Linked DNA regions of Homo sapiens: regions 2 and 3 are each linked to region 1. The links are chromatin loops, found by intact Hi-C in ENCODE. Cell type or tissue: PC-9. All regions are shown on one strand.

Region 1 (8,000 bases):
GAGTCTCACTCTATCACCCAGGCTGGAGTGCAGTGGCATGGTCTCAGCTCACTGCAACCTCCGCCTCCTGAGTTCAGGTGATTCTCCTGCCTCAGCCTCCCAAGTAGCTGGGACTACAGGTGCCCGTCACCATGCCCGGCTAATTTTTGTATTTTTAGTAGAGACAGGGTTTCACCATTTGGCCAGGCTGGTCTCAAACTCCTGACCTCAAGTGATCCACGCACCTCGGCCTCCCAAAGTGCTGGGATTACAGGCATGAGCCACCACCCCTGGCCTCACATTTTCATTTTGCAGTAGGCCTGCAAGTTATGTCCATGGTCTTGCCTGCATAATTCAGATGTCCTTTACTTTTGAGCATTTCCCTCACCCATCTTTCCTCTGCTATAAATACAACAGTCAACAATTGAGAAAAAGATTATCTAATTGCAAGATTAAAAATTTTTGATGATATACTATGTTAGTGAGAATGGAGGAAACAGGCACTCTCATACACTATTGTCAGGAGTGTTAATAGTTCAGCCCTTTTGTAGTACAATTTGACAATATTTTTCCTAACTGAAAATGCCCATTCCCTTTAATTGAATGATTCCACGAACAGGTTTTTATTGAACACATATACTTCTATGTTTGTTCAAAGAAGTACATGAGGCTGGGTGTGGTGTCTCATGCCTGTAATCCCAGCACTTTGAGAGGCTGAGGCAGGTGGATTGCTTGAGCCTAGGAGTTCAAGACCAGCCATGGCCAACATGGCAAAACCGTGTCTCTAAAAAAAACACAAAAAATTAGCCGGGTGTGCTGGTGCACAACTGTGGTCCCAGCTAGTCGGGAGGCTGAGGTGGGAGGATCACTTGAGCCTAGGAGGCAGAGGTTGCAGTGGGCCAAGACCATGCCATTGCACTCCAGCCTGGGAGACAGAGTGGGAGCCTGTCCCCCCTGCCCCCACCAAAAAAAAAAAAGAAAAAGGAAAGAAAGAACGAAAGAACAAGGCAATTTGTTGCAGCACCATTTTAAAAAGCAGTTGATTGAAAATGACCTAAATGAATGTCAACAGGAAACTGATTCAATAGCATATAGAATACCCATGTCATGGAATACTGTGCAACCACTTTAAAAAATGGACTAATGGCCAGGCGCGGTGGCTCAGTCCCAGCACTTTGGGAGGCCGAGGCGGGTGGATCACGAGGTCAGGAGATCGAGACTATCCTGGCTAATACGGTGAAATCCTGTCTCTACTAAAAATACAAAAAAAAATAGCCGGGCATGGTGGCGGGTGCCTGTAGTCCCAGCTATGTGGGAGGCTGAGGCAGGAGAATGGCGTGAACCCGGGAGGTGGAGCTTGGAGTGAGCGGAGATTACGCCACTGCACTCCAGCCTGGGCGACAGAGCAAGACTCCGTCTCAGAAAAAAAAAAAAAAGACTAATATGTAACTATCTCCAGATATACTGCAAAGTGAAAGAGCAAGGTACAGAATGGGAGTTTAGTAACTTACATTTGTATAAAAAGATGAGGAGAGCTAAAAGCCCTTAACATACGCATGGATCAGCTCTGGAAGAATGGATGAGAAGCTGGTATTCCCACTGTTCAGGGGAGGGGAGTTGGGGAATGGGAAACAAAGATACGAGGGCAAAAGACTTTTTTTTTCCTATTTATTCTCCTTTTGGGTGTCTGAAATTTCTCTTTTTTTTTTTTCCTGTGAACGTTTAAAAAATCAGTTTTAAGCATTTAATACTTAAAAATGTAAAGAAAAAAAAGCAAGCAAGCTAATAGGATGCCAAGCAGCCCTTCTGCTCTGACTCCGAGCTTCTGGTCTGGAATGGCCAGGACTAAAGAGCTATTTGAACTCATTTCTGGATTGTGTCACATTGTCTTCTCTCCCCTGGGGCTGTCATCATAAGGCCCCAATGCTTTGAAATTTAGAGTGAAAGAAAAGTTCTTTATTTCTCTTGATGAACTTGTATATTTTCTCTGTTTTGAAAATAAGAAGTATGCATTGGGAAAAGGGACTTTGGAAACAACAACGACAACAACAAAATAAGAACATAAAGTAACAGTGTCTTCTTTCCCTGCTTTGGCTACCAGGAAGCTCACAGACCAAACTCAATTATATGTTAGCTGCCTGGGCTATATGTTAAATGCTTTTATTTCTGTAGAAAAATTTGATTTTCTATGTCTATTTCATGGTCTTTGAATTTGCTTCTCTATTCATATTTAAATTATGATTGATTTTATTGCATATGGGCTAAAAAAAAAAATTTGGATTTTCAACTGATGTTTTGTGCTCTCCCTACATTTCTTTGTCCCCCTTCCCCATCCTGCCCTCATTCATTCAAGACCAGGTGGCATCTTTGCCTCAGGGAAGGGATGTCACAGTAGAAGGATGAAAAAAATCTTTTGAGTTTCAAAGCCCAAACCCTGAGGGACTTTGGGCCTAAGCAACAGATTTGGGAGAGGAGGGATGGAGTCAGATGGAGAAAAGCAGGCTAAAGCTTCCCAGACCGGAGGAGAAGGGAGCAAAAGGAAATCGAGAGTGAGGGAACAGCAGAAAACCAGCACTGCGGAGAGACATCTGTCCCAGAGGGAGCCTGTGCCCTGCTTCCCACTCAGTGCACAAGGACAACACCAGACCCGTGGCAGAACGGCTGCATGGTTAGACAGATGGGCCTGAGACCACCTCCCAGAGCTTCCTGCACCCCAGAGGGCACAGGGACTATGCAAAATGACTCCCATATGCCCGGGGAGGGGGGAGTCTGGAGGCGCTTGGAGAGCATATCCGGAGGGCCCTTCTGCTTGAGAAAGGAAGCTGTGTGGCAGCCTCCTTCATGAACCCAGATCAAGGCCAGATGATGGTCTTCACCCCAGATGCCAGGATACATGGACAGTGGCTGAAGATGAGGACAGGTGTCTGGCTTGCCTTGATGCCTTGTAGCCCTGCAGAATGGAGATCAATCCAGGAAAACCCAAAGGTCAACTTTCTGTCATTTGTCAGTATGTTGCTCTTAAAAGAAACTGAGTCTCCTTATAGAGAAATCGTTATACATCTTGTAAACCTGAGTTTGCAAATGTTGATACTTGGAGGCCCTCAATGGAATGAAATGGAGAAGCAAAATTTTTTAAGTAGCAAAGTGCCTTGTCCAAACATTAGTCTTTTCCAGAGACTTCTATAAGAGGGAACCCCAGGACAGACTGCCCCCTTAGGACCCCGGGGACGGTTTTTCTGATAAGGATACGATTTCTCTGCTAGGGACACAACTACATCTCCCTCCCACATTCTGAAGGGCCAGGAAGCCTTTGCCACGCTTGGTGCTTCTTCCTCCATCAAATGCTTTCTGAATCAACTGGATCTGCCGCTGAGCACGGTAAGGCGGATGATCTGGAAGCTTTCCAGGTGCTTTAGGAAAGAAGCGGCATTTCAGCCACGGTTTTTGGCCTTCATAATCAATGTCAGCCTCTAATGCTGTCTGGAATAGCAGATGAGTGCCTGTCTGACCCGGAAACCTTTTGTTCGCCGCGCCCCCCAGCTTTGTTACTCGCTGATGGAGGCTGGTTTTGTCATCTGCCGTAGCTGTCTTACCGGTCTGACCGTTCCTTTACCTATCCTTCAAATGAGCAGAAGAATAATTTCTTCGTGGGGGACTGATGCTGAGCAGATGTTCACAGAGCCCCAGAGGATCACCGTGACAGGTCCCTCAGTAGGACTGAGATTGTGGTTATGTAATAATTTTCCCTTCTCATTTTGATTAAAAAAATGATGCATGCGCATCTCTGAGCGCAAATGTGTCAATGCTAATTGGACATGCGCATTCGAGACGGCTCCATACGGAACGGAATGGGACCGTGGCCCCGAAGCAACACTCCCTCCCAGCACCATATTACGCAAACAAAATGATTCAGGGGAAGAATTCCTCCATTAAAAAGAATTTGAGGTGTCCCTGATCTTTGGGTGCCAAACATTGTGGCGAAGGGCTCCGCCGGCCCCTACAGACGCGAACTTGGTGCCGTAGTCTCGAGTGCCCTCTGCCGTAACTTGGGAAACCAGCGCTTCTTTAGGGAGCCAGCCATGTCTCCTGCAAGGAAGGAAAATGAACTACGCTTTATTTCTCAAAAGTTTCCGTCAGAATCTGGCCTTCCTGCTGTTTCGAGTTATTTGGGTTGGGGGCCAGGCTCCCTCAAAGCCTGGAGTGTCCCGTTAAGTCAGCCTCAATGTTCACCCCAAAGATGGAACTGGGGCGTCTTGGAACAAAAAAAGGAAACTGACCAAAATACGATGACTCTCGGGATTGAAATAGAGCGCCACGATATTTTGGAGACATCTTCTGAGAGTATAATCTGGGTCTGATTTTATACAACCTCAAGCTGTTGTGTTCTGAGCATTATTTATTCATTTTAACGTTCACTCGAATTTTGTTTTTTTGCCCATCAAGCAATGAAAAGCTTAGATTTGGCCCAAAATGTGGAGGTCTTCACTGGGTTTGTCTGTGCCTTTCTTTCATACCTCAGTATGGCTTAAAGACCAAATGTTCATTTACTCTGTAAGTGAAAAGGATATTTGCCCATTAATTTCAACTCCAGTGCTCAAGCCCCATATAAGACACAGTTAATATGATCTCACTTTGGATGACACTCGGAGGAGCAGGAAGACAATTTGTGGGGGGAAAGGAATAAGAGGCAGCGCACATTTAACAGGAATGTTAATATTTACTGGTCGTTGTGCTCGATATCTGGAAGGCGGCACAGTCACTAAGTAGGGATTACATCTTCAATTAAGTAGTGGTGGCAGGGGACTTAGCGATGTTTCACAGAGGGAAACTGCCGGAATCATACTTTAAGGAGAATAATTTTTTTAAAAGCTACAAAAAAAATTGAAAGAAAAGCCCGAGGGAAAAAAATAGAGGGAACATTTCTGTTTAGGGAATCCTAATATTTTGGCTGAACACATTATGTAAAATTAAATACTATTTTAAACCAAGGAGATATAATATCTAATTAAGTTTTTGTGGTTGATGGGCTTAGAGAGGATTGTGAATGTTACATCCATTGAACTGAAAGAAGTAGAAAAATTAAATAACACTGTTCTATAGTGACTTTCACCCAGACATACAAGCAGACTTCCATATTCCACTATTACTCTGCCCTACCTACAGCTCACTGAAGACATGAAAGAGAAAATGAGAATGAGCACAGTGATCTCGTTAAGGCTTGTAACAACCCCAAGGAGCAGAGACCAAGAGTTGTCAGCCCCATTTCCAAGCAGCAGCCATGGGCTCCAAGTGAACAAGGGACTTGCATCTGGGGTTATCCAGTGAGTCAGGGTGGAGAGAGAACAGAACCACCACCTTCCCGCTGCATCTGGAACTTCTGTCCCAGCATGCCCTGTGCTCCCCAGCAAGAAGAATGTCACACTGGGGAAGTAGAGGCTTCGGTTCCTGACCAGAGTTATCAGGGAGCACCAACATTTTAAGACTTTTTGGAGTTTTAGGAGAATTTCAATGTAACGTATGTGGTGACAGGAGATGGAAGATAGTTTTAAAAGAATATTGACTTCTAAGATTAATTATTACATGACGGCATTTTCAAGTAACTCTATACAATAATTTTTTTTTTTTTGAGATGGAGTCTCGCTCTGTCGCCAGGCTGGAGTGCTGTGGTGCAATCTCAGCTCACTGCAACCTCCGCCTCCTGGGTTCAAGTGATTCTCCTGCCTCAGCCTCCCGAGTAGCTGGGACTACAGGTGCGCACCACCACACCCAGCTAATTTTTTGTATTTTTAATAGAGATGGGGTTTCGCCACGTTGGCCAGGCTGGTCTTGAACTCTTGGCTGCAAGTGATCTGCCCACCTTGGCCTCCCAAAGTACTGGGATTACAGACGTGAGCCACCACGCCCGGCTACAGTAATTTTTAAAGGTAGAAAATCAAGCCTGGGTGTGGTGGCTCACATCTGTAATCCCAGCACTTTGGGAGGCAAGGCAGGCGGATCACTTGAGGCCAGGAGTTCGAGACCGGCCTGGCCAACATGAGGAAACCCCATCTCTACTAAAAATACAGAAATTAGCCAGGCACAGTGGCACACACTTGTAGTCCCAGCTACTCAGGAGGCTGAGGCAGGAGAATAGCTTGAACCCAGGAGGTGAAGGTTGCAGTGAGCCAAGATCTGCTACTGCACTCCAGCCTGGGCCACAGAGCAAGACTCTGTCCCAAAAGAAAGAAAAGAAAATCAATCCCAGCACTTTGGGAGGCCAAGGTGGGCGAATCACGAGGTCAGGAGATCGAGACCATCCTGGCTAACACGGTGAGACCCCGTCTCTACTAAAAATAAAAAAAAATTAGCCAGGTGCGGTAGCATGCGCCTGTAATCCCAGCTATTCGGGAGGCCGAGGCAGGAGAATCACTTGAACCCGGGAGGCAGAGGTTGCAGTGAGCCCAGATCGTGCCACTGCACTCCAGCCTGGGTGACAGAGCAAGACTCTGTCTCAAAAAAAAAAAAAAAAGACAAGAGATAGCTACGCGATTTTTGGTGGGCAATTTTTAAAAACTTAGCTTGAATAGGGAGCCTTCTCAAACTGCATAAAACTGAAATACGGTACCCACAGATACCAAAAGGCAACATATACAAAGGCAATCTTCCAAGCACAAAGACTGAATGTTTCAATCATATTTCATTGTTTTCTCCCTTTAAAATTTTATTGTTAGAGATATACAATAAAAGAACTAAAGACCACTTTAAAAAGTTTAATAATATCTATTCTGTCTATAGTTCCCCACATAAATTAAGCAGGGTCATATTTCATATTTGAAGGGAATAAAAGAACTTCCAGGACATCTTCATATAGAGCTGAGAGAAATTTGGTGAGAAGGCTCTTTGAAATTAGAATATTCAAATTATAATTTGATAATAAGAAAGTATTTTAAATAATTAAAAATGAGAAATGAGCTTCAAGAAGTTGCTCTATGGTGGTCATTTTTGTTTCAATTGCTACAAGCAAGAAGTAGTTTTAAAAATAAATCACCAGGGCACAGCAAGTATTTCTGACAGGCACTTGCAGGCAGGATTTTATAAATTCCAATCATTTAACAAATTGCACCATTAAAAGTCATAATAGGTCTAAAAGCCATTCTTAAAAGAACTTACTAAGTAATTTGACCTACATAATCATCTTGTTAAATTCATTTGACATCATGAGACAGTTAGTGAAATATGCATAGTACATTATATTAAAGAAAAAAGTACCCTTCAATTGGTATCTGATTGCACTTTTCAATTGCAGCTATTAGTTGTCTATAAAACTCCTAGACATGATTTGATTTGATTTTATTACTGTTATATCATTTTACTTTGTAACATATAGGGGTGGAGATTACAGGTCTTCGATTGCTTACTAGGAAATATTTAACGAAGGATGTTTTATTTATTAGCATAAAGAGACACAGTGGATTATTGGGTGATTAAAGTGACGATACGGCTGCTGTACTTGTCAAAAATATAGCCCTAATTCAATAGCAAGGCGACAGAGAGTCTATGAGCTGATCTATGCCTAAGCAAACTGACTCTGAAAGCAGGACATTGCCCTCTTAAAAGGATCTTTGTAAATTTCTATAATTGCACATTATCAAAAACAAACAGCAGCGATAACAAACCCACAGAGTGAGTTCTCAATTGGAAGTTTACTTTCTATCTGCCAAGAGCCCCTACTTTTTATCTTTTGCATTCCTAACATCTCAAATCAATAATAGAGAATGATACTTAATGTTACTAATCTTTGTGGCAAACACTTTTTTTTTTTTTTTTGAGACGGAGTTTCACTGTTGTTGCCCAGGCTGGAGTGCAATGGTGTGGTCTCAGCTCACTGCAACCTCCACCTCCCGGGTTCAAGCAATTCTCCTGCCTCAGCCTCCCGAGTAGCTGGGATTACAGGTGTTGGCCACCACGCCCGGCTAATTTTTGTATTTTTAGTAGAGACGGGGTTTCACCATGTTTGTTGGCCAGGCTGGTCTCGAGCTCCT
Region 2 (8,000 bases), 530 kb before region 1:
CATTAGTGACATAATGTATAAAGTACTTATAAATGTTCAAAAGGTAACTATTGTTACTATTATCAAGTATATTAATTAAACTGCTTTGAGACTTATCTAACGTGCATTTTTACAGGCTTTAATAAAGCAGGTTTTTTGTTTTTGTTTTTGCATTTATGCCAATATAGAAATATGAACAGATCAGTTCTTAAGTCCCTGAAAATATCATCAGAGCTATTATACAATCTTGAAAGGCAGTATCTTTGCGTGTTCACAGATATGTGCTTAATAAATGTAATTTAAATAATGAGGGAGGCCACTTCTAATGACTTATCATCCACCAGATCTACGCAGTACCTAACACAAGACCAGCTCTCAATTGACGGCAAATCGTCCTGGCAGGTCACTTCATTCAGAGCAGACATTGCAATTGCACTTGGGAAATCTTGCTAAGTTCTGCATGGGATTGTCCTTGGACTTATCACTATGAAGAAAGAACTCATGCTGTCTCCATATTATAGCATTTTCCAGACCAGACCAGTTCAATCTGGAACACCCTTGCACTGACCAGGGCTCCATTTTATTTGCCAGGGGGCTATGATGGAAATGATGTGGAGTTCACCTGGCTGAGAGGGAACGACTCTGTGCGTGGACTGGAACACCTGCGGCTTGCTCAGTACACCATAGAGCGGTATTTCACCTTAGTCACCAGATCGCAGCAGGAGACAGGTAACTCATGTGACAAACTGTATGAAATAAAAATAAGTGAACTGAGGTGTAGGGTTGCTCTCTGAGTCAGAAATATCGTCTTCTCACTTTACCTCCTTGGGATGCAGTGGAGCGGGACAGTAGGGTTTGTGCTGAGCAATTCCACCTCCTCCACACCCAGTATTAAAATGGTCCACTGAGGAACAGACCTCTGGACCAGCTCTGAAGCCTTGCACCATGTACCTCCAGATACTTGCTAATGAGTGCTCAAATTCCGTGCCTCCATCATGCATAAAATTTATTCATATTTCTCACTGGAACACTAGTTCTCTGACACTGAAGAATAAAAATAAGAATACAGCTCAAAGATGAAGAAGACAGCAGCAATGCCCAACAAGAGCATGAACACTCTAATTATTGCAAACATGGCAGGAAGTATTACTTATTCATTTCATTTACCAGAAATGCATCTCTTGGTCTTTGGCGATTTTACATAGACATGTTTGGAAAGATGTGATGTTATATAAAAGCAGCTGGCATTTTCCTCTCACTTCCTTATGATAATATTAAGAACGCTTATTCTCATCAATATTTGCACCCTAAAAAATTACTACATATTTTATTTTATTTAATTGAGACAAAGTCTTTCGCACAGGCTGGAGTGCAGTGGCACGATCTCAGCTCACTGCAACCTTCGCCTCCCAGGTTCAAGCGACTCTTGTGCCTCAGCCTCCTGAGTAGCCGGGATTACAGGCATCCTCCAGCATGCCCGGCTAATTTTTGTATTTTTGGTAGAGAGGGGTTTCGCCATGTTGGCCAGGCTGGTCTCGAACTCCTGACCTCAAGTGATCCACCCGCCTTGGCCTCCCAAAGTGCTGGAATTACAGGCATGAGCCACCGCGCCCGGCCTACTGTGTATTTTAGTTGAGCCTAGGTGACATTAAAAATCATATGTCACACCAAGATCATGGTTACATGAAAATTAGAAACTAAAGGGTATGTATAGAGAAAAGACTGGAATAGAAGGAAAGATGATTTTTTCTCTCTACTTTTCTTATTTTCCAAATTTTTCTTTTCTTTTTTCTTTTATCTATTTACTTATTATTTTACTTTATTTTATTTTATTTATTTGAGACAGTGTCTCACTCTAGTGTCACCTAGGCTGGAGTGCAGTGGCGCAATCTCAGCTCACGGCAAAATTCACCTCCTGGGCTTGGGTGATCCTCCCACCTCAGTCTCACTGGTAGCTGGGACTATAGGTGTGTGCCATCATGCCTGGGTAATGTTTTGTATTATTGTAGAGATGAGGTTACATCATGTTTCCCAGCTGGTCTCGAACTCCTGAGCTCCAGCAAACCACCTGCCTTGGCCTCCCAAAATGCTGGGATTACAGACATGAGCCACCAAGCCTGGCTTTATTTTCCAAAATTTAAGTAATTATCATGAATTATTTTTATAATGGGCAAATAAATACACTTTATTTTTAAAGACAACTTTGTAAATTAGGGCTATGCAGTCATAGTTTACCAAATCTGGATTCCCAAGTTGGGTTCATATAAAAAATGGCTTCAGTTTTCAAAATTATGTAATCTCATGTAGCACATAACCACCCTCTTTAGGTACAAAAGAGGGTCGTTATTTAGTCAAATGTTGATTCTAAGGTTTGCTTGTTTGTTTTTAAAACATTGACTTTCAAAATCAAGAAAATAAAGCAGGCAGTGTAGACTGATAAAACATCCCTGGACCAACGGGCAAAAGACCTGGTTTTTATTCTTTCTTCTAACATCAACTCCAGGTCCTTTTCAAATCACTAAAACTTCCTGTGTCTCAATTTACCCATCAATAAAGTAAAATAATAAGTAATCTCTAGGGTCTCACCAAGCTCGAAAAGTACATATTTTTATTCTATACTATATTTATCCAGGCATATGTCTGTTGTTTTTTTAATGGTATAATTTCTCATTTCAGGCTTTAATTTGGGGGTGACAGAGGGTTGGAGCAGCTCCCATTCACCATCCTGTTTTTCCCCAACAACAATCTAAGCCAGACTTTTCCTGTTCCCAGAGGATAACCTCTTCATTCATGCATCCACACCAGTGCTGGCCACTACTGCTCACCTCCCCATAATAGAAGCACAGCAGGAGCAGAGCTTGGGACTCTAACCCATGGACATATATGTTTTGTGCTACAGTAGCCTATTTACCACAGAGAATTCTGTTACTGATAGCTCTCTAACACATGCCTTTCCCACATCTAGAATACACTGCTAGATTCCCTAAGGATGGCCCTGAAGTAGTATAAAATCTGGGGTGCCTCTGAAATCATCAAAAATTCACTTATATTTAATAGGTCCATTAGGTCTATTCCATAGTATTCCTTGAGAAACAGATGGTCACAGGTAATCTTCATTAAACAGGTATTTATTGAACAACTACTTTGTGAGTGCAGAACTGAAAGATTCAGTGTTTGCCCCCAAGGAACTCACTGTCTAGTGAGGCAGACGTCAAGAAAACCAGTATTGATTGCACTGCTGTAGGAATACTGTGATTCAGAAAAGCCCAGGTTGGACATAAGGCAGGACAGCGCCCCTATAAATCCCATTCAATGCAACAGCAGTGTCTCCTGTGGAAATCATAATGACAGTTCATACATAACCAGATTTAGATCAATGACAGAGGGCTTAATGTACATATAGTTAAGCATCCCATAGAGAAACCACTTGCTACACGAACAGACACAATTTCCTATCTGTTGTTTACCCTTTCAGGAAATTACACTAGATTGGTCTTACAGTTTGAGCTTCGGAGGAATGTTCTGTATTTCATTTTGGAAACCTACGTTCCTTCCACTTTCCTGGTGGTGTTGTCCTGGGTTTCATTTTGGATCTCTCTCGATTCAGTCCCTGCAAGAACCTGCATTGGTAAGCAGCTCCAACAGGAGATTTCTAAGAACTGGCTTATCAGGTTACTTACTTTTTTTCCTTTTACCATTGTCTTCATTGATATTCCTAAGGCAGTTCCAAGAGTTGTTTTCTTGGGAGATTCTTTTACAGAGAAAGAAAGAGAGAGACAGAAAGAGACTACTTTAGGATTCTGGGTTTTTTGTTGTTGTTTTTTTTTTGGAGACAGAATTTCACTCTTGTTGCCCAGGTTGGAGTGGACTGGCGTGATCTCGGCTCACTGCAACCTCTGCCTTCCAGGTTCAAGTGACTCTCCTGCCTTATCATCCCAGGTAGCTGGGACTACAGGCATGTGCCATGATGCCCAACTTATTTTTGTATTTTTAGTAGAGATGGGGTTTCACCACGTTGCCCAGGCTGGTCCTGAACTCCTGACCTCAAGTGATCTGCCCACCTTGGCCTCCCAAAGTGCTGGGATTACAGGTGTGAGCCACTATGCCCTGCCAGGAGTGGTGCATTTTTAAACTTAAGTTTTACAGTGACAAGTAAGGGATCATTGTGCTTAGATGGTCTATTGTCAGTTCTTTTGCATATTTATCACCCCCTCCCAGGAGAAGACAGAACGTGAAACATTAAAAAAAAACACATCCCTCATATCTGTACAAAATGGACAAATCAACCCTATTCTAGAAGGTCGCAGACTTTTCAAAATGAGATGCATTCCATTTCTGGGTCTTGCCCTCACCCTGCCAATTCTCAAATGGGGACACTCTGCCAGGCTATGGTGGAGGACTAACCAGTCACTTTGTAGGAACATCCCCTGCCTGTTTTCCCAGGAGTGACGACCGTGTTATCAATGACCACACTGATGATCGGGTCCCGCACTTCTCTTCCCAACACCAACTGCTTCATCAAGGCCATCGATGTGTACCTGGGGATCTGCTTTAGCTTTGTGTTTGGGGCCTTGCTAGAATATGCAGTTGCTCACTACAGTTCCTTACAGCAGATGGCAGCCAAAGATAGGGTAAGAGTCTTGAGGGCCCTGTGTATGATCCATCACTGGTGCCGTGTGCTGATCTGTAGACATGGGCTGGACCTGGCTTCTATCCCCACCCCACCCGCAGTGATTCCCTGTGCTCCAGTGAGTCTTATCCTTGTTCAGGTGGGAGCAGCTGGAAGTCATGGTGCCCCTTGAAAAAGACCATTCTTTTCACCAAATACAATGAGATATTAATATGTTTAATTTTCCAGCAGAAAATATGTTATCTGTATGCAGCATAAAATCACAACCACAGGAGCAAGCATCCATGAAGAATCCAATATGAAAAAAACATGATCAGCTGCTTGCAAGTTTTATATTAATATATATTTACTATTTAATTCTTTTGTTGCATTATTTTGTCCTTAAATTATACAAGTAATGCTTTACTGAAAAATGTATGGAAATATTAGATTGTGACAAATTTCTTGGTGAGCATATTTTTCTGCTAATTGAGAAAAACTGTCATTATTTGGTTTAGCAATGGAACACTATAGTCCAGCTCTCTAAATAATAATAATAGTCATTATTTATCAAGCATTTACATGTGCCAGACACAGTAACAAGCCTTTTGCAAATACTATATTATTTTAAATGCTCATAACAACCCAATAAGGTTGTCTCCTTTTTTAAATTTATGAAATCTGATAACAAGAAGGGAAAGAGACTTACCGCAGGGGATATAGATACTAAGAGGTAGAGCTGGGATTCCAACCTAAACCTACTTGGTTCCAAAGCCTGACACTTATCCGCTATTCCCACTTGCAGAGAGCATTAGACCATGCTCTTAACTATCACCCTTTACAGGTTCATGGACCCCTAGTGTTATTTGGAAGCCAAATTTGATAGATAATGGCATTCTAAAGTTCATGCTAAGAAGCAAGAAAATGATAGGGATCCAGTTCAGAAGAGGTGCCCACCTTGAGCAAAGTGCTAGGACCACGGAGGATCTAATAGTGTAGAATGAGGAATCAAAATGACCCAAAGATCCAGTTGCTTTTTCCCTTGGGTTTGGCTACAGTGAGTAATGTTTCATAGTCATGTCATCCAAGCACCAAAGGCAAATGACCACGTGTGCCAGCCAAAGAGGAACATGGCTTTTATTTATTTTGCTCCCTTAGGCTTCCTTATGAGGGAGGAAGGAAGTTGAGTTACCTCCTCATCCCCCCGCCCAAGAATCTGGATTTACTAGATTGGCAAAATGGACATTGGTGAAATACTGACAGCCTCCTCTAAAGACACCAGAAAGCTCTTATTCTGCTGTGTATATGATAATCACTGCACTATGGAGTACTCACTGTGTCCTAAACATCCGTCAACATCTCCTTTAGTTCATCCAACAACACAATGAAATGAGTACCATTATTATCCCAATTTTACTCTTGAGAAATGTGCCACTAATTGATGTGGCACATTTCTCAAGGGTAAAATTGGGATAATAATGGTACTCATTTCATTGTCCTGTACAGTGATATGGTAACTCCCATAAGACCCCACACCTAGCAAGCGGCCTGGTCAAGGAACCAAACCACACTCTCTCTGACTTCACTACACTCCCACATTCCTGGGAGTTGACCCCAGCCATGTTGGAGAATGGCAACTCCTTGCAATGGCAGGGAGCATCACTATTTCTGCTTTGGTGGCAAAGCCTTTAAGACACAGCTGATTTCTATTATCTCTCGTAATCAGTTACTCCTTTCTCCCTGGAACAGAATTGAAGTCATCAAACACCTACCAGATGCTTTCCATTTTTTACCATTTAATCTTCCCATCAGTCTCAAGATGGCAATACCAATCACCATTTGGCAGGCGAGGAAATAAAGTCTTGGAGGGATTGAGGTGACTAAAGTTTCACAATAGTGAGAGGCCGAATGGAATTTGAACCCAGGTCCACTAACTTCAAAGCCTGAGCATTTCGCATCTGGCACACTGCTCAGGATATCCACAGTAGGCCATGTTTACTCCTCCTGTTATATATGCTGGTGACCTACAAATAGGTGTCTCCAAACAGGGCAACAGGAGCCCAAGCCTGGCTTATTGGCCAATTTCTGAAGCACTCAATGCCACTCTCTATTAAGCCTAATTATTCAACACTTAGGCCTCTAAACTTTTTATTAGCTCATTACCTACTTATTTATTTTGCTGAGTCAAGTCTTTTAAGCTAACTGCATTGTCTATGAACTAGGGGACAACAAAGGAAGTAGAAGAAGTCAGTATTACTAATATCATCAACAGCTCCATCTCCAGCTTTAAACGGAAGATCAGCTTTGCCAGCATTGAAATTTCCAGCGACAACGTTGACTACAGTGACTTGACAATGAAAACCAGCGACAAGTTCAAGTTTGTCTTCCGAGAAAAGATGGGCAGGATTGTTGATTATTTCACAATTCAAAACCCCAGTAATGTTGATCACTATTCCAAACTACTGTTTCCTTTGATTTTTATGCTAGCCAATGTATTTTACTGGGCATACTACATGTATTTTTGAGTCAATGTTAAATTTCTTGCATGCCATAGGTCTTCAACAGGACAAGATAATGATGTAAATGGTATTTTAGGCCAAGTGTGCACCCACATCCAATGGTGCTACAAGTGACTGAAATAATATTTGAGTCTTTCTGCTCAAAGAATGAAGCTCCAACCATTGTTCTAAGCTGTGTAGAAGTCCTAGCATTATAGGATCTTGTAATAGAAACATCAGTCCATTCCTCTTTCATCTTAATCAAGGACATTCCCATGGAGCCCAAGATTACAAATGTACTCAGGGCTGTTTATTCGGTGGCTCCCTGGTTTGCATTTACCTCATATAAAGAATGGGAAGGAGACCATTGGGTAACCCTCAAGTGTCAGAAGTTGTTTCTAAAGTAACTATACATGTTTTTTACTAAATCTCTGCAGTGCTTATAAAATACATTGTTGCCTATTTAGGGAGTAACATTTTCTAGTTTTTGTTTCTGGTTAAAATGAAATATGGGCTTATGTCAATTCATTGGAAGTCAATGCACTAACTCAATACCAAGATGAGTTTTTAAATAATGAATATTATTTAATACCACAACAGAATTATCCCCAATTTCCAATAAGTCCTATCATTGAAAATTCAAATATAAGTGAAGAAAAAATTAGTAGATCAACAATCTAAACAAATCCCTCGGTTCTAAGATACAATGGATTCCCCATACTGGAAGGACTCTGAGGCTTTATTCCCCCACTATGCATATCTTATCATTTTATTATTATACACACATCCATCCTAAACTATACTAAAGCCCTTTTCCCATGCATGGATGGAAATGGAAGATTTTTTTTTAACTTGTTCTAGAAGTCTTAATATGGGCTGTTGCCATGAAGGCTTGCAGAATTGAGTCCATTTTC
Region 3 (8,000 bases), 550 kb before region 1:
GCCTAGACCTGGGGATAAATAAAAGAATGTCTGGCTTGGTCAAGGTGAGTGTAGAGTTGAGAGTGTCCTTCCTGGTAAAGCTGGGACAAGGACAGGGCAAGGATAGCCTTGGCTCCCAGCAGATATGGCCCAGAGGATAAACTGGCTGCATTTCTGGTGCTGATGAACCACTCTCCAAACAAGGTCCCAGTCTTAATTTGGGATAGATTTAAAACATAATCCTGGTCCAGGCATAGTGGCCCATGCCTGTAATCCCAGCACTTTGGGAGGCCAAGGCAGATGGATCGCTTGAGCTGGTTCGAGACCAGCCTGGGCAACATGATGAAACCCCATCTCTACCAAAAATACAAAAAAATTACCCAGGTGTGGTGGTACATGCCTGTAGTCCCAGCTACTCAGGAGGCTAAGGTTGGGAGCATCGCTGGAGCCTGGGAAGTTGAGCTGCAGTGAACCGAGATCATGTCCCTGCACTTCAGCCTGGATGACAGAGTGAGGCCCTGTTTAAAAAAAATAAAAAATTAAAAAAAAAAAAAACATAATCCTCCAAAATGAAGTCATTCCTGGAGGGAACACAGGGAGAAGGAGCTGTAACCGAAAGGTATGGAAAGAGGCTGCTTCCTATGCATGCTGAGAAAATGCTGTACCGACCACCCACCAGAGAGAGAGGCTGGCCAGGAGCAGGTGAGCCTGTTGCACGGCCTTCCACTTACCTTGCCCCCTGTTTCCCAGGTGATTCCTACTTCAGCCCCTTGGTGTGAGCAGCTTCTCAACATGAACTACAGCCTCCACTTGGCCTTCGTGTGTCTGAGTCTCTTCACTGAGAGGTGAGCTTTGCTACCCCCAGAATGGCCTCCATCTGCGTTGCTTTGCATTCGGGCATGTGGTGGGAGGGGGCAGCTCCTCCTATTCACCCACAGCAAGGCAAAACCCGGTCCACTCACTTCCCTGGAGCACCGAACAATGAAACTTCCTGCCATTTACTCTATTTACAGAACACAAGCTTCCAATATGGTCATAGATGAATGAACCCTTATGTTTTTAAAGAAGAGACTTGGAGGGTTTCCAAATTACCATGATATTTTGATCTATGGCAAATGGGTAAAAAATGGAGATACTAACTCAATAGCTGAAAACTAAGAGATTTTTCTGTAGGAATGTCACTGCTGGTACATGGGCAAGGCACATACACCCACACACACGTGGGCAAACACAAGCTCAAGGGTGTGTACACGTGTTGATTCACACATAAACAAGCAAACACAACAAAGCCCATTTCTTTTCCAGGATGTGCATCCAGGGGAGTCAGTTCAACGTCGAGGTCGGCAGAAGTGACAAGCTTTCCCTGCCTGGCTTTGAGAACCTCACAGCAGGATATAACAAATTTCTCAGGCCCAATTTTGGTGGTAGGTCATCCTCTGTGTCCAGGACATCATTCAAAGGGACGAAAACAGAGACAATAAGCAGTGGAGGGTTTCGGGAGGTTTTAGTTGACTCCATTTTCTGATCTGCAGCCTGTTAAGGATTGGCAATGATGGATGAGGATGGCTACCAATGATTTTTCACACTGCCTGGAAAAAGGCACCCAGCCTCTCCACCTGCAAGATAAAGGAATGCTCCTTCTCACTGTGGAGGCTGCAAGAGCCTCCTAACACTCACACACTGTCGTCCTCCTGCCCCCACTTCCAGGGTCATTATTCAATGAATTCACCATGCGCCACCAGGCTACCCCATCTGGTCTTCCCCCTCCAGCCTGAGCCCTTTCAGCTGACTCCCCAAACTGCCATCTGGATGCCTCCTGGGTCATTGCCCTGTTGGAACACCTGTATGTGTCCCAGCATGCTCGCGTAGAGTCCAGGCACACTAGGCCCTTCCCAGCCCAGCCTTTATCTGTCTGCCATTCTCATCCACCCAAGTCCCCGCTCCTTCCCCTCCTACAATGCTCCCCAGTGTACTCAGAATGCTCCCTGACATCCCTGGCCTCTCCTGCCTCTATGCCTTTACAGAGGCTTTCTTCCTGGAATTGCTTCTTTAAACTTGACTCCCTAGAAAATATCAATTTTCCATCATGTCTCAGAGCAAACGCTGCCTTCTCTGAGAAGCCTCCCCTGATTCCTCCAGGCCCCATCCCCTTTCTTCACACTTCCTTGTGAACATGCCTCAAAATCATAGCCGTTCCCATTATGCTATAACTGATTTCATGTCTGTCCCGGCTCCAGGCTGCAGCCCTAGAAGGAGTCTGACTTCATTTCCCTCACTATCCCCCATAGAAGCTCAGTGCGTGACATATAACAAATTGCTGATTAATATCTGTTGAAAGAATAAAGCAAGGAGGGAGGGAGTGAGGCCAACTGCACAGCTCTTCATAGCAGAAAACAACAGAAAGAGCCTTGGCATTTAACAAACCTGAGTTTGGCTCCTAGCTCTCCTGCTTGGCAAGTGGTTTAGCCTTCTGTGCCTCACTGTCCCTTTCTGTAAAATGGGGACATCCATCTATCTCACAGGGAAGACTGAATGAAGTGTGTAAGCCTGAGGCACAGTGCCTGCCCCATCAACAGAGTGTGGGTTATTTTCATCCCTTCTCCTCCTTGCTCCTCCCCTCAGATAATAAAACCCTCTGGTCTGATCTAAGATTCATGTGGTAGTCCAGATCCTCCGGGCAGCAGATGCCAAGAGCTGATGACTTCTTCAAGCTATTTAGGGGGACTATGTCTAGAAGGGAGAATGAGGCAGCGGGAGAGGCAAGCTAGGAGAGCTGTCAGACCTGCAGGTCTGGCCTCAGGGAAGGAGAGAGGGAAGGAAGGGAGGTTGGGTGGAAGCATCTTAGATGGAAGGGCAGTCCTCAGTGTTTGGAATGACCACCAGGGAGTCCTTGAGCTACAGGTGCATTCAGAGGAGTCTCCCATCTCTGTGCCTCCCAGGAACAGGCCACTTTGATATCCCCACTGTGTTCAGTCTGTGGTTGGCTGTGGCCCATGAGAAGTGTGGCCTCGGAGCAAGTGTGGTGGTAGATTCCAAAGCACAGCAGCCGAGGCCCTCAGTCAATCACACCTGCTCAGTTGGAGATGGGAGAGATGCATTTTCATTCAGATTTGAGACACAATTAAGATGTGAGATCCTGACATTAAAGAACCTAAAGAGGCTCCAATATCCCCTGGTTTTCCCAGGCCCTACTGAACACGTATGACAAGCACGTGAGTCTGCACGCCTTGGTTAGTGCCACTCAACAATTTCTCTTGCCTCCCAAACCCCAAACAATTAAGTCAGAATACACTCCTTCTTGTTTGCCTACTCACTGGCCAACAAGGTGCAGGGTCCTTGGGCAAGGAGCTCATTCTGAGAACAGGGAGCCTGGGGTAGGCCTAAAGGGATGTGATGCCTCATCCCACCTGGGGTGAAAATGGGGCATGGAGTCTTCAGTTTAAAAAAGGGAAAAGCACAACCCCATACCCCTTGTTTTGTGCCTCTTGGCACTTCACTCCTGAAAATCCCTATACTTGCATGGCAGGCTGGAGGCCCACGGAGGGCCATTGCTCTCTGTAATGTCTGTGCACCCAGTTTTCAGGACCCCAAGTCCAAAAGAGACAAGACCTTCATAGGATTTCTTAGGGATTGAGCTGGACAAAGCAAAGGTTTGTAAGCAGGCACTAGTGAACACTACCCAGGAGCTGGCTTTGACCTCGTTCCTGGGAGAAAGCTGCCCTCTGGTGGCACAGCTTGCTTTTATAACTCAAGGGGAAGAAAGAGCAAGCTCTGGTCCAGTAGAAAAGCCAATTGAGGCAAAGCCTAGATTAGACGGTGTAGAATATAAACTGGACAGAAAGCACAGTGGAGCTCTCGTGTCTTTTCCATTCTCTGCATTCTTCAGGGAGGGCAACTAACACGGATCTATGGCACTTAAAGTAGATGCCGTAACCGTGCCAACCCAACTCTCAATGGTTGGCACTTGTCTCAGTCTGTTTTGTGCTTCTATAACAAAATACCTGAGGCTGAGTATTTATAATGAGCAGAAGTTTATTGGCTCACAGTTTTAGAGGCTGAGGAGTCCAATATCAAGGTGCTGGAATTTGGCAAGGGCCTTCTTGCTGTGTCATCAGATGGTGGAAGGTGAGAGGGTGAGAGAGAGGACAGGAGAGGGCTGAACTTGCCCTTTTATCATGGCACCAGTTCCACCATGAGGCTTAATCACCTCTTAAGGGTCCTACCTCTTAACACTCTTACAATGGCAATTAAATGTCAACAAGAGTTTTGGAGGGGACAAACATTCAAACCACAGTGGCTCTAGTAGCTCTGTTTTACAGGTGTGAAACTGTAGCATAGGCCAAGCGCAGTGGCTCATGCCTATAATCCCAGCACTTTGGGAGGCTGAGGTGGGCAGATCACCTGAGGTCAGGAGTTAGAGACCAGCCTGGTCAACATGGTGAAACCCCATCTTTACTAAAAATACAAACATTAGCTGGGCATGGTGGTGGGTGCTGTAATCCCAGCTATTCTGAAGGCCGAAGCAGGAGAATCACTTGAATCCAGGAGGCAGAGGTTGCAGTGAGCCATATTGCACCACTGCACCTCCAGCCTGGGCGACAAGAGGGAGACTCCATCTCAAAAAAAAAAAGAAAGAAAGAAAGACAGAAAAAGAAGAGAAACTGCAGCACAGAGAAACTTGAAATTTGCTGAAGATCACAAAGCTGTTAGGTGGCCTGAGTGGAATTCAAACACCTGTCTCTGACTCCAGGCTTCTCGTCTCAGAGCTGCACCTTGCTGCCCAGAGGGGCAGAAAGCCACTTAGCACCAGGTCACTCCAGCACCTTCCAGGGTGTGCCCTCAAAGATCTCGCCCTTTCCCACCAGATATTAACATTCAATTATTGTTCAATTGCATTGGCTCTAACACTTCATTTTCAAATTCCTACCTATATCCTATGGCTTAGTCTCCTTAGATTAATAAGTAGTTTGCCTTGCCGTATTCCTACCGATGAGATGTTTTTAAGCTTCTTTTGAAATCCGCCTGGCCTCTTCCTGGTTAATGCATTATCACAGTCCCCTGAGGTACCCCCGGGGGTTATTTATTGCAAGTGAATGCTATTGCATCTATTAGCCTGGTGAATAAAGTTGTCCCTTTTCCAAAATTAGCTAGGATTACGGAAGAGAGGGGGAAGGGAAGGGAAATGCCATTATTGAGCGCCTATTATTACGTGACTGATGGACATGACGCTGGGAGCTTTGTACAGATAACCAATGATGAACACCTTCAGGATGTCCGGCTAGGCAGGCACTTCTCTTACACTCCCCATTGCCGCCACTCCACAAAGACAATGTCACACGTCTAATCTCATTTAGCCCTTCCCATGACCCTGTGATGTCAGTATGATCTCCACTTGCAGGTAAGAGAACTGCAGCTCTGAAAGATTTAATAACTTTTCCCAAATAAAGAACTGGGAGGTGACAGAGCTGGGATCTAGGTCCATTATTCCACATCTCCATATAAAGAGAAGTAAACTTCCCTGACCTGGCCTGGCTTCTTGAAGGTGGCTCTGACACCTCAGTCTCTAGAGATAGAACTCTCTCTCTCTGAAGTTCAATCTGTCTGCTGAGACTCCAGGATTGAGGCCCAACAGTCTGCACACTGGACCAAGTGTGGAGGTTCTGAAATTCTAAATTGTTTAGGGTTCCAGGAGAGTAAAGGAAGAGAAGCAAAGTATCAGGAGGTCAGCAAAAGCTCAGCCATGAGTCTTGAATGCCTCTTGTGGTAAATTTACTTAGCCAAGTGGGGGATAAAACAACATCTGTGCGCAATCAGATTACCAAATCTGTTACCTTTCTAAACAATTAGTTCCTTACAAATGCCATAGGAAAAACCCTCCATGTAAGAAGTGGCAAATGTCTTAGCACTATGTTCCTTATGCGTTAATTCAGCGTGACCAACATGGAGAAAAAAATACAAATTAGCCGGGCTTGGTGGCACATGCCTGTAATCCCAGTTACTTGGGAGGCTGAGGCAGGAGAATCGCTTGAACCTGGGAGGCGGAGTTTGTGGCGAGCCGAGATCGTGCTATTATTGCACTCCAGCCTGGGCAAGAAGAGTGAAACTCTGTCTCAAAAATAATAATAATAATAATTAAAAAGCATTAATTATGCAGGTAGTCTCTCTTACATATTAAGATACCTATGTATGTGTGCATATTTTTCATACAAAAGAGAGGCACACCATACACAATGGTTACTCTTGAGAGGGGATAAGAAAATTTTTCTTTTTATATTTATAGAATATTTAAATTTTTCTAACAACCAAGCACAACTTTTGTAATTTTAATCTTTTTTAGAATGCACTAATATAGTATTAAGACAGCTCATGGTTGTGTTTCCATTCTTTCTTGTTTTTTTTTATCTTAGGAGAACCCGTACAGATAGCGCTGACTCTGGACATTGCAAGTATCTCTAGCATTTCAGAGAGTAACATGGTAAGCGCTGTTCCTTTGTACTCTACCCAAGTAGTCCCTCTCTGTGTGTTTAAAGGGGATATGCTTTCTAGCCGCTCAAAAAAAAAAAAAAAAAAAAAGAATGGCTCATGGCCCTCCTCCATTTGGAATGGCAGAAGCTGGAGTGCTATCTCCAAACTCAAGACAGTGGGAGATTCTTGTAGAGCAGATTTTCTGAGTAAGACAATGGAAGATTCTTGTAGAGCAGATTTCCTGAGTAGCAGGAAGAAAATCGGTTCAAGAGCCAGAAGGAGAGAAACCAGGCAATGAAGTGGGTACACTTGGTGATGGATAAAATTTGGGGAAAGGAATGAAAGTGTAGTAGGCAAGCCTGGCCATTACATGGTCTTTTATAATGGGGGAGACAACCCGAGGAAAACTGACAGCTGATGCTGACAACGACTGTCTCCCTTAAGAGAACATATTCGAGACAAGGGCAAACTAAAGGCAGTTTGCCAAGAGGGTATGCTGTGCATTCCAGATAAATCGTGGACAACCTAAGCACTTAGCCCACCAAAAAATTCAACAATTTGGTGGGGCCTTAGTGATCAGTGCAATGTGAGCTGTCACACCAAGTAAGTTAAAGTCTTGAACATGGCGTTCCCTTTTGGCAATAGGAGCTATTATCTAGAATAAATAAGGCGATTTGTTCTCTTATTGCAATATGCCACTAACCCAAGACTGGGGTAACTGGAGTGACTTATCAGTTACCCCAGTCTTGGGGTAGTGGCATATTGCAATTAGAATGGTAACTTTATTCACCAAAGTCTGTGTATTCTTGCTCTAAGTGGAGGTGGGGAGGGGAGTAAACTTTGACCACTTTCCTCCATTTGGTGGGGTTTTCTCACCCACTACCCCCATCCATTTCCATACCCTGCCTCCCCCTCCCAGGACTACACAGCCACCATATACCTCCGACAGCGCTGGATGGACCAGCGGCTGGTGTTTGAAGGCAACAAGAGCTTCACTCTGGATGCCCGCCTCGTGGAGTTCCTCTGGGTGCCAGATACTTACATTGTGGAGTCCAAGAAGTCCTTCCTCCATGAAGTCACTGTGGGAAACAGGCTCATCCGCCTCTTCTCCAATGGCACGGTCCTGTATGCCCTCAGGTACGCGGACACCTGTGACCTCAGGGGTGGAGGACGGCAGCTGGGAGAAAACATGCAGATGTGTCTTGGGTAGTTGTGACCAGAACTCAAATAGCCACTGTGAGGTCCCATGGCTTCTTAGATCCTTGCCCCCATAATAGAAGGTCCCTCTCTCAGTTCATCATCTACCAAATGCCTGCTCTGTGCCAAGCCCCATGCTGGCCACAGGATAGAGCTGAGTAAGGCATTGACCTGTCCTCAAGACACGGACATGGAAACAAAGGAGGTCCCTGGTGCTGGGGCCCAAGTTAGGGAGTAGGTGAGTGGTTTGGGGGTGATGTTACAGGATGCTTTCACAGGATTCTGAGCTATGTCTTAAAGGGTAAAAGGAAGTTAGCAAGGGAAGAAATAAGGGCAATGGCAGAGACGACAGAGAGGTG

Evidence for each region. Hi-C counts contacts between places; a loop is a spot of excess contacts. Peaks named below come from ENCODE experiments on the same cell type or tissue, not always from the same donor. Only the 100,000 strongest peaks of a DNase experiment are listed, where the experiment ranks them.
Region 2: it touches region 1 in a loop (7-fold over the local background); 25 of 110 quality-filtered maps call a loop at or near these places.
Region 3: a loop joins it to region 1, with 5 times the contacts of the local background. A loop is called at or near these places in 18 of 110 quality-filtered maps.

What each region holds. Positions count from the first base shown.
Region 1 is chr5:171,333,129-171,341,128 of GRCh38, forward strand. No RefSeq gene overlaps it. Among named protein-coding and RNA genes, the nearest start is that of TLX3, 28 kb to the left of the region's middle. In PC-9, a CTCF peak has its summit at 4,027 (motif pointing left); a DNase peak (open chromatin) is centred at 4,033; H3K4me3 peaks cover 1,456 bases.
Region 2 is chr5:170,805,146-170,813,145 of GRCh38, forward strand. It overlaps GABRP (gamma-aminobutyric acid type A receptor subunit pi), which reads left to right. Exons shown (of 10, transcript NM_014211.3): 7 at 571-708; 8 at 3,455-3,607; 9 at 4,423-4,610; 10 at 6,811-8,000. The coding sequence ends at 7,113. Among named protein-coding and RNA genes, the nearest start is that of GABRP, 25 kb to the left of the region's middle. In PC-9, a CTCF peak has its summit at 4,593 (motif pointing right); a DNase peak (open chromatin) is centred at 4,596.
Region 3 is chr5:170,787,845-170,795,844 of GRCh38, forward strand. It overlaps GABRP (gamma-aminobutyric acid type A receptor subunit pi), which reads left to right. Exons shown (of 10, transcript NM_014211.3): 2 at 730-824; 3 at 1,285-1,403; 4 at 6,387-6,454; 5 at 7,364-7,581. The coding sequence starts at 772. Among named protein-coding and RNA genes, the nearest start is that of GABRP, 8.1 kb to the left of the region's middle. In PC-9, CTCF peaks have their summits at 3,719 (motif pointing left) and 3,918; a DNase peak (open chromatin) is centred at 3,667.